Regions from separate parts of the Homo sapiens genome. Here region 2 is linked to region 1. Evidence: chromatin loops called from intact Hi-C (ENCODE). Cell type or tissue: ovary. All regions are shown on one strand. Each heading gives the region's core, and the rest is flanking DNA. Links, peaks and the distances in the headings are about the cores only. Region 1 overlaps KCNK15 (potassium two pore domain channel subfamily K member 15). Region 2 has its middle 24 kb from the start of YWHAB.

Region 1 (7,175 bases), core at 2,176-7,175:
TGGTCTGGGATGCCATCAACTTGTTCTCTCTGCCTTTATCTACATTCTTTGGAGGCTTGCCATGTGGTTTTGGCCTCTTACCCTGGTTCTTTACCTCTGAGGTACGTCTGGGAGGCTGATGTAAGAGACTCAAGTGGAAACAGGAGGAATTTTGCCTTTTCTGGCCACTTGGGGGCACCACCACCCTCTGTGGTCTAGTCCGCTGAAGCCAGCCTTGCAGAGAGCCAGGTGCCAGGCCCCAGGAATTTGGGCTTTGCTTGGATGGGAGAGAGGCACTGAAGCAATGGAGGGTGCTGGTTAATAGCTCAGGCCTGTGGAGGGTGCTGGTTAATAGCTCAGGCCCGTGGAGGGTGCTGGTTAATAGTTCAGGCCCATGGAGGGTGCTGGTTAATAGCTCAGGCCTGTGGAGGGTGCTGGTTAATAGCTCAGGCCTGTGGCCTTTGGGCAGTTTTGTCCCTCTGAACCTAGTTTTCTTATCTATAAAATGGGAATAACAACATGTCATATAGTCATTGGGAGGGTTAAATCTGATAATCCATGCAGAGTACATACATGGGTTAGTTACTGTCATTATTAGTTATTATCATTATTCATTTCACTCTCTGCCAAAACCTGGCACAGTCCCAAACAGCTGGAAGCCTTTTATTCCTAAAGAGACTCTTCTGTTTCTCACCAGCACCCCCTTCAGCTTGGTTTGATTCAATAAACTCTCATTGAGCTTCTGGTCTACGTCAGGCTCTGTGCAGGACCTTGGTGATGGGGACTACACCACCATCGTCCCCGCCCTCAAAGAGCTCAAAGTCTAGTGATGAGCAGACCCCCTTTCTCCCAAAAGTAACAGAGAGGCAAAGTGATAGGGCTATGCAACAGAAATGTGGAAGTGCAGCCACAGGCCTTTAAATGTATGTAGTGCTGATATTCTGAATAAGTTATATATGCACACAGTACACACTTCACAGGGCACAAAAGGGTATGGAATGAAAAGGAATTCTCCCTCCCACCCTGTCTCTCAGCTCATAAATTCCTCTTCCTGGGTCAAATACAGTTGCCAGTTTCTTGTGTGTCCTTCTGGATATATTCTCTGCCTATATATTCCTTTAAAACACACACATTGTATAGACGTTATACACACAGTTTTGTCTCTTACTTTTTTCACTTATAGAATATATGTTGATGTTTTTATGTCAGTCTCTAAAGAGCTGCGTCATCTTGTTTGTAGGGTTTCTCAGCATTGGAACTACTGACATTTGGGGCTGTGGGGACTGTCCTGTGCATTGCAAGATGTTTAGCAGTGTCCCTGGCCTCTACTCTCTAGATGCCAGTAGCACACAGCCATCCCCACTCCTCACCCCCATTTGTGACAACCAGAATGTCTCCAGATGTTGCCAAGTGTCCCCTCAAAGGCAAAACCACCCTCGATTGAGAACTGCTACTCTGTAGTATCCCATGGTTTGGATGGCACTATAATTTATTTAACCAGGCCCCTTTGGATGGACACTTACATTGTTTCTCATTTTCGCTATGACCGACAATGCTGCAATGACGACCCAAGTGCACACATATTTTTGCTCATGTGTGTATATTGAAGGGCTAACTTCCTAACTGTGGAACTACCTTGGTCAAAGGATTTGTATTTTTTACTTTTTGGCAGGTAGGGCCAATCTGTTAGAGGAGGCGCATTCTTCTTGGCCTCCTGACTCTTCCTGGCGTACAGGCTCCTTTGAGAATACCATGAAAGCAACTGCTCCTCTTTCCAGGAAAAGACACACAATGAGATACCCATTCATTCCCCTGCAATGGCGCGGTGTTCCAGGACTCAAGATTGCCCAGTCGTGTTTAGATTCCCTATAGTAGTTGAAGGGACCCAGTAAGAATCGCCACGCCAGACAATCAGAACCAAAAGGTGTTCAGTGCGGGCAGGCTGAGCAGTGGAGGGGGAGGTAGTCAGGAGAAAAGGCATGTGGAGAGGACATGCTGACTGGGGAAGCAGCTCGGGGTGTAGCTGGAAAGTGGGGAAAGTTTTGCTTTTTTTTCATCAAGGCATAATTTACATACAGTAGAACTCACCATTTTCCTGTGTACACTCCTGACAGATGAACACCTGCCGCGTAACTGCAGCCACGGTCAAGACGGAACATTGCCATCAACCCCCAAAATTCTACCATGCCTTCTGTAGTTAAGCCTGCCCCCAACCCCAGCTACTGGCAAGCAACCACAGATCTGTTCTCTGTTGCCACAGTTTTGTCATTTCCAGAGTGTCATTTATAGGGAACCATGCGGTCTGTAGGCTTTCGAGCTCGTCTTCCTCTACTCAGCTTAGACATTTGAGATCCATCCTTGGTTGCCGCAAGTTACAGGAGTTCATTCAGTTGCTGAAAAAAATTGGTGTTTGGATGCCCCACAGGTTGTTTATCCATTCCCCAGTCGAGGGACACTTGGGTTGTCTGAAGTTTGGGGTGATGAATGACCTAGTTAGGACTAGTATTTGGAGATGCCCTTCCAGCCCCGGGGACGGGGAGGGACACGCCGGGCAGGCAGGCTGCGGGCGGGACTGTTGTCAGCTGGAGCTGGGCGCTCACAGCCCTCCCCTCCGCTCTCCCTGCATAGAGTACGGCCACGCCGCGCCGGGTACGGACTCCGGCAAGGTCTTCTGCATGTTCTACGCGCTCCTGGGCATCCCGCTGACGCTGGTCACTTTCCAGAGCCTGGGCGAACGGCTGAACGCGGTGGTGCGGCGCCTCCTGTTGGCGGCCAAGTGCTGCCTGGGCCTGCGGTGGACGTGCGTGTCCACGGAGAACCTGGTGGTGGCCGGGCTGCTGGCGTGTGCCGCCACCCTGGCCCTCGGGGCCGTCGCCTTCTCGCACTTCGAGGGCTGGACCTTCTTCCACGCCTACTACTACTGCTTCATCACCCTCACCACCATCGGCTTCGGCGACTTCGTGGCACTGCAGAGCGGCGAGGCGCTGCAGAGGAAGCTCCCCTACGTGGCCTTCAGCTTCCTCTACATCCTCCTGGGGCTCACGGTCATTGGCGCCTTCCTCAACCTGGTGGTCCTGCGCTTCCTCGTTGCCAGCGCCGACTGGCCCGAGCGCGCTGCCCGCACCCCCAGCCCGCGCCCCCCGGGGGCGCCCGAGAGCCGTGGCCTCTGGCTGCCCCGCCGCCCGGCCCGCTCCGTGGGCTCCGCCTCTGTCTTCTGCCACGTGCACAAGCTGGAGAGGTGCGCCCGCGACAACCTGGGCTTTTCGCCCCCCTCGAGCCCGGGGGTCGTGCGTGGCGGGCAGGCTCCCAGGCTTGGGGCCCGGTGGAAGTCCATCTGACAACCCCACCCAGGCCAGGGTCGAATCTGGAATGGGAGGGTCTGGCTTCAGCTATCAGGGCACCCTCCCCAGGGATTGGAAACGGATGACGGGCCTCTAGGCGGTCTTCTGCCACGAGCAGTTTCTCATTACTGTCTGTGGCTAAGTCCCCTCCCTCCTTTCCAAAAATATATTACAGTCACACCATAAGCACAAACCAGGCTCCAGGGTCACCCTGTAGGAGCAAATTCCTTGTAGTCCAAATTGTATGAGGGCGTGGCCACATCAGCACTTAGGAGAGGCTCTGCACAGGTCCACCTCAGAGCCGACCCTCCAGAGCAACTTTTCTGTTGTGAAGAGGCTGGTTTTCTGAGTAACGGTTGAAATGTGCAACTTTCAACACTGGAATCTTCGCTGCAATTAGTGAGGTCAGATGCTCACACTACGAGAAGCATGGGGAACAAAGGTGGACCAAATGGGACCGTGTACAGTCCAGTGTTGACAAGGGGGTCAATCTCTTGCGCTAAACGATCTCATTCTCTGCCCAGTGTATAGAGTGGAATCAGCCCATGTGTGAATGATGGCCTCTTTCCCCCAGACAGCTGATGCTCTTTGTCCCTGGCCAGCCCCACTTCAGGATGAGGGAGGCCTTGCTGTCACCCACCCACCATGTCACTGGGGCCACTTGGACACAGCAGAATGCCATGGGACGAGCTCTCTTCCGGGTCCTGTCAATCACCAGCAATATGACCTTGGAGAATCGCATCCTCTCCCAGGGCCTCAGTTTCCACATCTGTAGAATGACGGGGTTCATCCAGAACCCTGCTCCCTCTTACGCATCTCTGGCAGGACTTTCTGGAACAGGCCCCTGCACCATAAGGGGGCAGAGACAAAGCCCGAGGTGTGGCATCCTGGCACCCCGTGGCACTCAGCCACTTCCCCTGGCTTCCCAGATAGGGCTGTCTCAACACAAAGCATGAACGAGCCAGGTTAGAAAAGCCAAAAACTTTAATTTCAACATGAGCTACATGGTCATGAACACAATGCAACGCGACCCCACTCCAACCCAAGGGCCCCAGAAACCCTCCCTCCCTAAAGGCCTGGGCGGCTGCTGCTCCAAGAGAGGGAATGAGGGAAAGGTGGGTGGATGGAGAGAGGCCCCCAGCCTAAGGACCCAGGCTCCTGCCTTCCCACCACCCGTCCAGGAAGCAGTCATAAAGTGAAAGGGCTCCAGAGGTGATGCTCACAGCCCTGGGTTCGGCTCCATTCTGACCTCCCTGAAGCGCTGGGTTAGACGGGCACCATCAGCCCACCTCACAGGCTCGGCGTCGGGTGAGCTCGTGGACGCTAATGCTTTCTGTCCACTCTGAGGTGCTGCTCCAGATGTGGGGCCCTCCCAGAGGGCCTCGGAGACACCATAGGGGAACAGGGAGAGGGGCTCGGTCCCTGGGCCTGACACAGCACTGCTGCTCAATAAATAAATGCAGGTGACCTTGCCTGACGCAACAGCTGTGCCTCCAGAGGGGGTGGGACTCGGTACTGTTTCTGACACGGAAATGCACCCAGGAGCTCCTGGCTGAAGGGAATTGGCTTGTGAAGTACATAACCACCCCCTAAGCCACCTGCTCCACCTCTGGGTGTAAAAGAGTGAGCTCTGGGCTGTTGGAGAACCGAGTTCCAGTCCTGCCCACCCACTAACACAGTGGGACCTCAGGCAAGCACTTTCCCCTCCCAGGACCTCAGCTCCCTGCTTTGAAATGGGGATGACGGCACAGGCCACCACCTACTCCCCAGGGGCTCTTGTGAGGGCCGAAGGGCACACTCGAGATAAAAGCATTCTGAAAACAAAGTCTGAAAAGCACAACAGGAAGGCCAGGTCTCACTGCATCTGAAGGTTTGGGGAGGACTTGCCTGAAATGAGGCGCCCACAGCTGCTCCCATTCCCTCACTGCCCCAGGCAGGAGCTGGTGTTTCCTAACTCTCCCTCCAGTTGGTCCTGAAGAGGCTATGGCCCCTTACAAGGGCCCTCCACCCAGGCATCAAGGTCTAGACCCAATCCTGTGTACCCTCAGTCAGCTGGGCCAGCCCCCAAGGAGAGCTGAGTCTCCCTGGCAACCCTCTCCCCCAGACCCAGGCCCAGAGAAGTCACTGGTTTATAGAGGTGGAGCCCAGTAGGGCTGTGCAGCCCAGGGCTTCGAGGCCAGGAATCCTTGTCCCAGCAGACATGCACTGGAGCAACGGTCTCCTGTCGCCTGAAGAACAATGGAGCCCCTAGTTCTTCCCCCTTTGCACCCTTGCTGAGGGGTCTTGTGTGAGTCACTTCCTGTTTCTGGGCCTCAGTTTCCCAACCTCTCAGATGGGCTACAGCTTGTCCTGCCCATCTTTTGGGGGGCCATTAGGCTTCAAAGAAAGAAGGGAGGAGGAGGTATGGGCAGTGGCAGCCCCACCTCATACTGCCCTGGCTCCGGCTCAGCCTCTATTGGGAGGAGGGGACCCAGGCTGGGGGTGCCACTGAACACACAGGTGACTCCAGGGGTGGCTTTTCCCCCAAGCTGGGTCTTGATTTCCTTGTCTGTAAAATGGAAATGGACTAATGGTCCCAAAGGCCCTTCAAGGGGGTTCTGGAGAAGGAGAGTGGAGATGGCTCCTTCCCATGGTATCCTGCATGTGATCTTGGCCCAGAGATTGAAAACAGTCATCCCCTGGAGACCCCAGCCCCCCAGTGGCCCCTAGTGCCAGCCTCTCTGCTCCTCTTCAAACAGTGCAGCCTGAGTCAGCAAGGGGCCAGGCAGTAGCGGGGACAGGATGGGCTTGAAGCTTCTCCGAAGCTAATGATGAAAATGTCACTCTCCTCCCCAAACCCCCATCCCTTGGTGAGGACAGACCGTAGTTCCCACACCCAATGGTCACAGCCCCTGGGAAGGGGCACATGCTCACGATGACACAAAGAAACAGGGCTCCAGCCCCCAGCTGCTCCACCCCTCCAGGAGGTGAGCGGGATTTCACAGAACAAACAAGAAAATCATTGAGGGGGCCCTCACTGACCACCCCCAGGTGTTGTTATTGCTTCGGAGCTCTCTCTCTCTTTATAAAGGCTGTGCAGACACCAGGGGAAGGGCTCAGGCTGTCAGGGCCAAGCCCCTGCTCCCCCTGGTTGGGACAGCCAGGCTCTGCCCTGTTTTTGAAAAGCTACCCCTGAACAACCACAGCGGTGATGGCTGGAGAGAGAAGGCGCTCTCCTGGCTCAAAATATTCCAATGGTAAGTAATAAACGAACAGCAGAGAAATCACACTGGTTAGAAAAACAAACAGGCAAGGGGCCAATTCTGTGCCTTGAATGCGAATCCCTCCAGAGCCCTGCTCCTTCCACCCCCAGCCTTGGGATTCCACCCACCGCGGTCCCAGGAAACTCTGAAGACCTCCTGGGTAAAGGGGGCGTCTCCATCTCCCCTTCCCAGTGCAGGGTAAGCAGCTCTGTGGAGGTGATATACATTGACCAGAACTTTAAAGAATACCCAGGGTTTCCACAGGCTAAGGGAAGGGAAGAATTTCCGGGTGGAAGGAGTTGCCTGGTGGGACTGGGACCGGGACCGGGACCAGGAACAGGGTGGGACCAAAGGCAGCCTGGGTGTCCTCAGGAGAAAACAACACCCTCTAATGGAGACCAGGCCCCCTCTGCCAAGGTCCTACAACCCTTAGGAGTCCCTCATAAAGAAAGTCAGTACCAAGAATAATAAATCAGAACAGCCGAGTATAACAGGCAGCTCCAGCTATAACCCTACGGGGACAAGGGAAGGAAGGGGGCGGAGGAGGAGGGGCTGGCCTCCTGTGAGCCAGGCTGCCCCATCTAGGCCCAGGCCAGCGAGGAGACAGTGGTCT
Region 2 (7,474 bases), core at 1,389-6,388, 110 kb after region 1:
CCAGGCCGGTGGCTCATGCCTGTAATCCCAGCACTTTGGGAGGCTGAGACGGGCAGATCACCTGAGGTAGGGAGTTTGAGACCAGCCTGACCAACATGGAGAAACACCGTCTCTACTAAAAATATAAAATTAGCCGGGCGTGGTGGCGCATGCCTGTAATCCCAGCTACTCGGGAGGTTGAGGCAGGAGAATCGCTTGAACCCGGGAGGCAGAGGTTGCAGTGAGCTGAGATCGCGCCACTGCACTCCGGCCTGGGCAACAAGAGCGAAACTCCATCTCAAAAAAAAAAAAAAAGACAGAAATGAAATTAGCTGGGTGTGGCGCTGCACGCCTGTAATCCCAGCTACTTGGGAGGCTGAGGCAGGAGGATTGGTTAAACCCAGGAGTTCAAGGCTTCAGTGAGCTATGATGGCACCACTGCACTCCAGCCTGGGCAACAAAGTGAGACCTTGTCTCTAAAAAATAAATACTTAAATAATAAACAAAAATGGAAAAGACAGAGAAAATATGAGGAAAAAGAGATTCTGTCAAACATAATCTATTATAAAGATTCTAAAAGTTTTCCACTGATGTTTAAAAAATATTCATCTATGAAGGAAAGAGAATCAGACCAGTATCAGATTTCTCATCAGAAGCCAAAAGCCAGACATCAATAGTGCATTATCTTGAAAGTTTTGGAAGAGATTTTTAAGCTGGAATTCTAGTCTCAGCCAAACATAATCAAATGTGAGGGCAAAGTAAAGGCATTTTCAGACTTGCCAGGACAGAGGAAGTTTGGGTTTTTGTAGTCTGTTTATTTAAAGTAAGAAGAAAACACTAAAGTCTTGGTTATAGTTGTAGGACAGAACATAATGTTAACTATATCAGTCAGAAGATACTTGGATAATGCTTGGTTGAGTTCCATAAACTTTATTATGCTGTTGTAGTAAATAAATCCAAACTGTCAGAGGCTTAAGACAACAAAGGTTTATGTCTTTGACATACTACACATTGACAATACAGTGGCAGGGGGCTCTGTTCTCCTGAGGATGGCTCAGAGGCTCTACCATAGGGAATGCTGTAAGGTATGACACCAGGGGAGAAGGAAATGTGTGTGTGTGTGTGTGTATGTGTGTGTGTGTGTGTGGTGGTGGTGCTCACACCAGCTATCAAATGTTCCAGCCCAGAAGTAACAAAGATCACTTCCTCTCACAACTCATTGGCCATAACTAGTCACATGGTTACACTCAACTAAAAAGGGTGGAGAAATGTAATTCTCAGTATATCCAAAGGAAATGAGAACTGGGTAGGGGTAGGGAGAAACCTTTGAGGTCTCGTCCCCATTAAAAAATGACAATTTATAAACAAAAGTGAGGCTGACAAAAAAATGGAAACGGGAAGCAGAGAGGAAAGATGGAGAGAAAAGTAAACCATCTTAGAAAACAGGATTTTATTTTATTTATTTATTTGTTTGTTTGTTTGTTTTGAGACAGGGTCTCGTTCTGTCGCCCAGGCTGGAGTGCAGTGGCGTGATCTCGGCTCACTACAACTTCTGCCTCCCAGGTTCAGGCGATCCTCCTGCCTCAGCGTCCCAAGTAGCTGGGACTATAGGCCTGCCCCACCACACCTGGCTAATTTTTTGTATTTTTAGTAGAGACAGGGTTTCACCATGTTGGCCAGGCTGGTCTCGAACCCCTGACCTCAAGTGATCCACCTGCCTCAGCCTCCCAAAGTGCTGGGATTACAGGCGTGAGCCAAGGCGCGCGGCCAGAAAGCAGAATGTTAAGAGGTGTTGTCCATGTGACGAAATAAGAAAATAGGAGTTATATTAATTGAATTTATGAGGAGAAATGAGAGAACTGCAAATAAGCATATAAATGTCAAACAATTGGAGGTGGAGAGAGCAGAGATTGCAAGTAGACTACAGGGAATGGTCCATTTGCCCAGACATTCATCCTAGTCTGTTCACGCTGTGCTATAGTTTGGACATGGTTTCTTTGACTCCTCCAAATCTCAGGCTGAAATGTAATCCCCAGTGTTGGAGGGATGCTAATGGAAGTTGTTTGGGTTATGGGTAGGATCTCTCATGAATGGCTTGGTGTTGTCCTAGTGATTGATAATGAGGGCGTTCTTGCTCTATTAGTTCCCTGGTTGTTAAAAACAGCCTGTGAACCTCCCCCTCTCTTGGTTCATTTCTCTCCATATGATCTCTGCACACACCAGCTCCCCTTTGCCCTCTGCCATGAATGGAAGCAGCCTGAAGACCTCACCAGAAACAGTTACTGGTGCCATGCTTCTCGGGCAGCCTGCAGAACCATGAGCCAAAATAAACCCAGCTCCGAGTATTCTTTTACAGCAACACAGACAGACTAAGACAGGCTGCTATAACAAAATATCATAAACTGGGTGGCTTCTAAACAATAGAAATTTATTTCTCACAGTTCTGGAGGCTGAGAAGTCCAAGATCAAGATGCTTGCAGATTCGGTGTGTGGTGAGGGTCTCTTTCTGGTTCATAGACAGCACCTTCTTGCTATATCTTCACATGGTGAAAGGTCAAGAGGTCTCACTCAGGCCTCTTTTATAAAGCCACTGATCCCATTATCACCTCCCAAAAGCCTCACCTTCTAATACCATCACCTTGGAGGCTAGGATTTCAACATATGAATTTTAAGGAGACACAAACATTCAGACCGTGGCACTGTTGTTTATATTTAGGGAGAAAATGATTAAAAGAGGTGATCTCCAGGGAGTGGTACTGAAGTTGGAAAATAATGTGGTCTTTATTTATTTATTTATTTATTTTTGAGACAGTCTCACTCTCTTGCCCAGGCTGGAGTGCAGTGGCACGATCTCAGCTCACTGCAACCTCCACCTCCCAGGCTCAAGCGATTTTCCTGCCTCAGCCTCCCCAGGAGCTGGGCTTACAGGAATGCACCACCACACCCAGCTAATTTTGTATTTTTAGTAGAGACGAGGTTTCGACATGTTGGTCAGGCTGGTCTCAAACTCCTGACCTCTGCCTCGGCCTCCCAAAGTGCTGGGATTATGGGAGTGAGCTACCGCGCCTGACCTCAAATAGTGTAGTCTGAGGTCATACATATAAGCTTTTACATTGGGCAAATTGCCAGGCGCACTGGCTCACACCTGTAATCCCAGCGCTTTGGGAGGCCAAGGCCGGCGGATCACCTGAGGTCAGGAGTTCGAGACCAGCCTAACCAACATGGTGAAACCCATCTTTATTAAAAATACAAAAATTAGCTGGGTGTGGTGGCAGGCGCCTGTAATTCCAGCTACTCGGAAGGCTGAGGCAGGAGAATTGCTTGAATCCAGGAGGTGAAGATTGCAGTGGGCCAAGACCATGCCATTGCACTCCAGACTGGGTGACAGAGCAAGATTCCATCTCAAAAAAAAATTGCCATTGCTTAACTCCCCTGAACTTCAGCCTCCTCTTCTATAAGGTGGGAAGGTAGGGTGACACTCTCCACTTCCTGGACTTGTCTGAGGATTAAGTGAAATTATGCATGGCTAGAGTTTGGCAGAGCAGCTGGCACATGGCTAGATGTACTGGCTAGAGGGACAAGGCCCAAACTGACGTTAGGTCCAGATCCAAGTCCCGATGGAAGAGCAGAGACCTCAGATTCTTGGAGACCATCCAACCTACTGCTTTCTCGGCCATCGAGCACATGGGGCCCAGTCTTATCCACAGCAACACAATGAATCAGTCTGCAAACCCAGGACTAGAACTGGCTCCTGACACCCAGCCCTGCTGGACACCCCTGCCACCTCTGAATCATCGACTACATTTGGCTTTGGACATGGAGAAAAGGGAGCAATTTGGGAAGAATGAAAACATTTCCTCCTGTGCAAATTGTTTCTTTTTGTGCTGGCAAGTCCAAGGTGTTCTGACAAAGGTCAAAAGTATTTATTTTCTTGAATATCATGGGAGTGAGAATGTGACACAGATGAGGGGGAGTGAGGGGGAGGAAAGGAGGGGGGGGAGGGCTGTTGCCAACTTCAATAGCTGAAAGGGCTTCTTTTTATTACAGGAAGTGTTTGGTTTGGGGGCACAGAAACAACCTCTAGTTTTCTATCAAAAGGAGCAGAAATTACAATTAGGAAAATCACAGTTTATAAACAGACTGACAATTCTGTCAAGGCTGTGCTCCATGCTGCCCTGCCCGCCTCCCCAGCTCAGATCCGGTTCCTCACCCCCATCTGAGCTTTGCCAGCCCACTGGGTCCTGACCCACTGCACTCCCCTATGCTGTTCCTCTGACTACACTGCCCGACCCCAGTGCCAACTCAGGCACTGTTCTTGACCTACCTGAGTCCTCCTCTAGGCCTCCTCCTCAAAAACCCTCCAGCTCTTCTTCTGTGTACATCACACCACATCTTTCTGTCTTTGCACTTACCAAGCTGCATCTCAATTGCCCCTACACCCATCTGTCCCTCCCAGTGGACTGCAGAACATATACTGGACCCTCAGACTCAGGTCTGGCATTCAGACAGAATCCTGCTTTTTTTGGCCTGCTCCATTTGGGGCCACATGGTGTTTTTGAGCTGTTTGCGTTCATCTCCAGAAACTAAAAATTAAGAGATTTCACATTAAAATCCAGATTTTTGGCTTCTCTCAATAAACTGGAAATCCAGCAACATGGGTCCAGCCCTCCCAGCAGCGGTCCCTTTTGGATACCCATGCCTTTTCTGTTTCTTCACAGTCCCTACCACGCCCTACTGTCTCCCTGACATTAAAGCCTTATGTCAGGAACCATTTGTCATTATTCTTGCAAAATATTTCTTTCTTACAGTGGATTAATAAGAAAGTGAAGTATTTCTTTTACTCATGTTCCTTCCTCACACCTGGCTCACTTCCCTTGTTTATGTTACCAGACTGGAACCCATAAGTACCTGGGCTTTCAACCCTTGCACCAGGCTGAAAACTTCTTGAAAACATATACAGGCTAAGTGTAGTGGCTCACACCTATAATCCCAGAACTTAGAAAGACTGAGGTGGAAGATCACTTGAGCCCAGGAGTTCGACACCACCCTGGGCAACATAGTGAGACCTCATCTCTACTAAAAATAAAAAAAATAAATAAAAAAAATTAGCTGGGCATGGCACCCACCTGTGGTCCCAGCTACCTGGGAGGGTGAGGTAGGAGGATTGCTTGAGTAAGGGAGGTTGAGGTTGCAGTGAGTCATGATCGCTCCTCTGCATCCAGCCTGGGTGATACAGCCAGACCCTGTATCAAAAAAAAAAAAAAAATGAAAAAAGATACAGTGCTTCGTAACATCTCTGTAGCTCCAACAGCCAGCACAGTGCATAGCTCAGAGTAGGTCTCTCGTAATGAATATAACTCTTGCTACTAGAAGAAGAGAGCCTCTTTATAAATTCTTTCATCTTCTTCATCATCCATTCTAAGGCAGGAAATTAAAGAAAGAAAGAAAAATAAAATTAAAAAGAGAAATAAGCTTTCCTGTATTAGGCTGACTTGTCCCAGAGGCAGCAACGGGCATAGCCCAGACCCAGGGAAAGTCTTGATAATACTATCTAAGAAGGCAGGACACAAAGGAATGTGCTCTGGAGACTCTCCCAGCACTCCCTCAACACAGGGAGAAGAAAAACAAATTTTCCTTTGTTTTATGGTATGAGTTTATAGATTCTTGTTCTCTGTAACTGGTGACTTAAAGTATTCTGTTTTATCTAAGCAGTGGTGTGAAGGTCACAAGCTGTCTGAGCAGGCCACCTGGGCCCATAGTGCAGGCCATGGAATAAGCCATGCTAGGCACTAGGCAAACCTAGATAATGGACATCTGGGTTGCATAGCAACGGTCATGTGTAACCCTGAGTTATGAACCTGTTACAATTTGATTAACTGTCTTTGTCCTGCCTCTGTATCCCTGCTTTCACACTGCTGTAAGCCTGCTTCAAGTTAGCCCACCCCTTTTTAAAGTGTGCATAAAAGCCAAGTGCTGTCTTTGTTCTTGGCCCAGTCTTTGGATGTTAAGTCGGCTGGGTCTGAGTGCACTCAATAAAGATATCCTCCTGCATACACTCCAAGGTCTCCCTCTGGTCCTTCTGATTCCACAACAATTCAACAACGATTTTCTGAGTTCACCTATAAGCCTATTTTCCTTCCTCAGTGTTCTTTCTCTTTGATGTCCTGGTACCTCTTGTAAACCCTAAATACTCAAAACCCCTCCTTAGATTGCCCTTTTACGTACCTCTTGCAAAACTTTGATGTTAGCAATTACATAAGAGAAGATCATAAAAACCATTAATTAGTAGTGAGAGTATTAATGTCAGTAATAAGTAGATATTAATGTTATTTACTGAGAGTTTCCCATGTATATCAGTTTGTTCTCACAATGCTAATAAAGACATGCCAGAGTCTGGATAATTTATAAAGGGAAGAGGTTTAATTGACTCACAGTTCCACATGGCTAGGGAGGCCTCACAATCATGGCAGAAGGTAAATGAGGAGCAGCAAAGTCACGTCTTACATGGTAGCAGGCAAGAGGGCATGTGCAGGGAACTCCCCTTTATAAAACCATCAGATCTCATGAGACTTATTCACTATCATGAGAACAGCATGGAAAAAACCCACCCGCATGATTCAATTACTTCCCACTGGGTCCCTCCCACAACATGTGGGAATTACGGGAGCTACAATTCAAGATGAGATTTGGGTGGGGACACAGCCAAGCCATATCACCATGTACCAAGAACTTTACATAGATTTCCTCACTCCAGCTTTACAACCCTGTGTATCATTAGTCTTCATATTAGTCAGGACTGTAAGTTGCAAGTAGAAAAAAAGTAACAACCAACTCTCAAATGGTTTAAGCCAAAAGGTTCATATAACTGAAAAATCAGATCTAGTATTCATGAAATCATTATGTGGATGACATAATTCTAAGAATTTTACATGTATTAATTCTTTTAATCCTGTGAATAATATTTTAAGAAAGGTACTAATATAATTTCCATTTTGCAGACAGGGAAACTTGAGTACTGAGAGTTCACAATTTTACATCTGAACCCACTTTCTGTGTGTAAGGGAATTACCTACTTCATTCAACTCCTTGGAACCCAGAGTTCAATTCTGCAGAGGAAGCAGAAAATGCCATGTCCTCCCTGCATGGAGGACATCAGTGTTGTGACTTAGGCGTTGCCCATCAGGTGCATCTGCCATGGACTTCGATTTTCAAACTCATATAGAGACTGTTCTCTGGCAGGTGTGATGAGAGAGTAAGATCCAGTTCCAGAGATGACAATCCAGTGGGGTTACGGGCAGCACTGGCTGTCTGGAACCAGAGGGCCAGTAGTGTCCCCAGGCCAATTCTGTTGATGTGAATGGAGACACCATGCCTGGCTTCTCAACCTCTGAGTTTGGTTCCCCTGTGATTCTATAATCTACTCCATATGCATTCAACAAAACTCGTGTGAGTCAATATTCCATAATAAACTCCCTTACATATATACATCTATCCT

What was found. Hi-C counts contacts between places; a loop is a spot of excess contacts. Peaks named below come from ENCODE experiments on the same cell type or tissue, not always from the same donor. Only the 100,000 strongest peaks of a DNase experiment are listed, where the experiment ranks them.
Region 2: it touches region 1 in a loop (5-fold over the local background); 105 of 110 quality-filtered maps call a loop at or near these places.

What each region holds. Positions count from the first base shown.
Region 1 is chr20:44,747,522-44,754,696 of GRCh38, forward strand. KCNK15 (potassium two pore domain channel subfamily K member 15) reads left to right here. Exons shown (of 2, transcript NM_022358.4): 2 at 2,608-4,792. The coding sequence ends at 3,317. RIMS4 (regulating synaptic membrane exocytosis 4) reads right to left here. Exons shown (of 6, transcript NM_182970.4): 6 at 4,287-7,175. Among named protein-coding and RNA genes, the nearest start is that of KCNK15-AS1, 4.9 kb to the left of the region's middle. RefSeq lists an enhancer at 4,420-4,967. In ovary, for the core only: no CTCF peak of the experiment used is centred there; no DNase peak of the experiment used is centred there.
Region 2 is chr20:44,858,047-44,865,520 of GRCh38, forward strand. No RefSeq gene overlaps it. Among named protein-coding and RNA genes, the nearest start is that of YWHAB, 24 kb to the right of the region's middle. In ovary, for the core only: no CTCF peak of the experiment used is centred there; a DNase peak (open chromatin) is centred at 3,713; H3K27ac peaks cover 1,005 bases.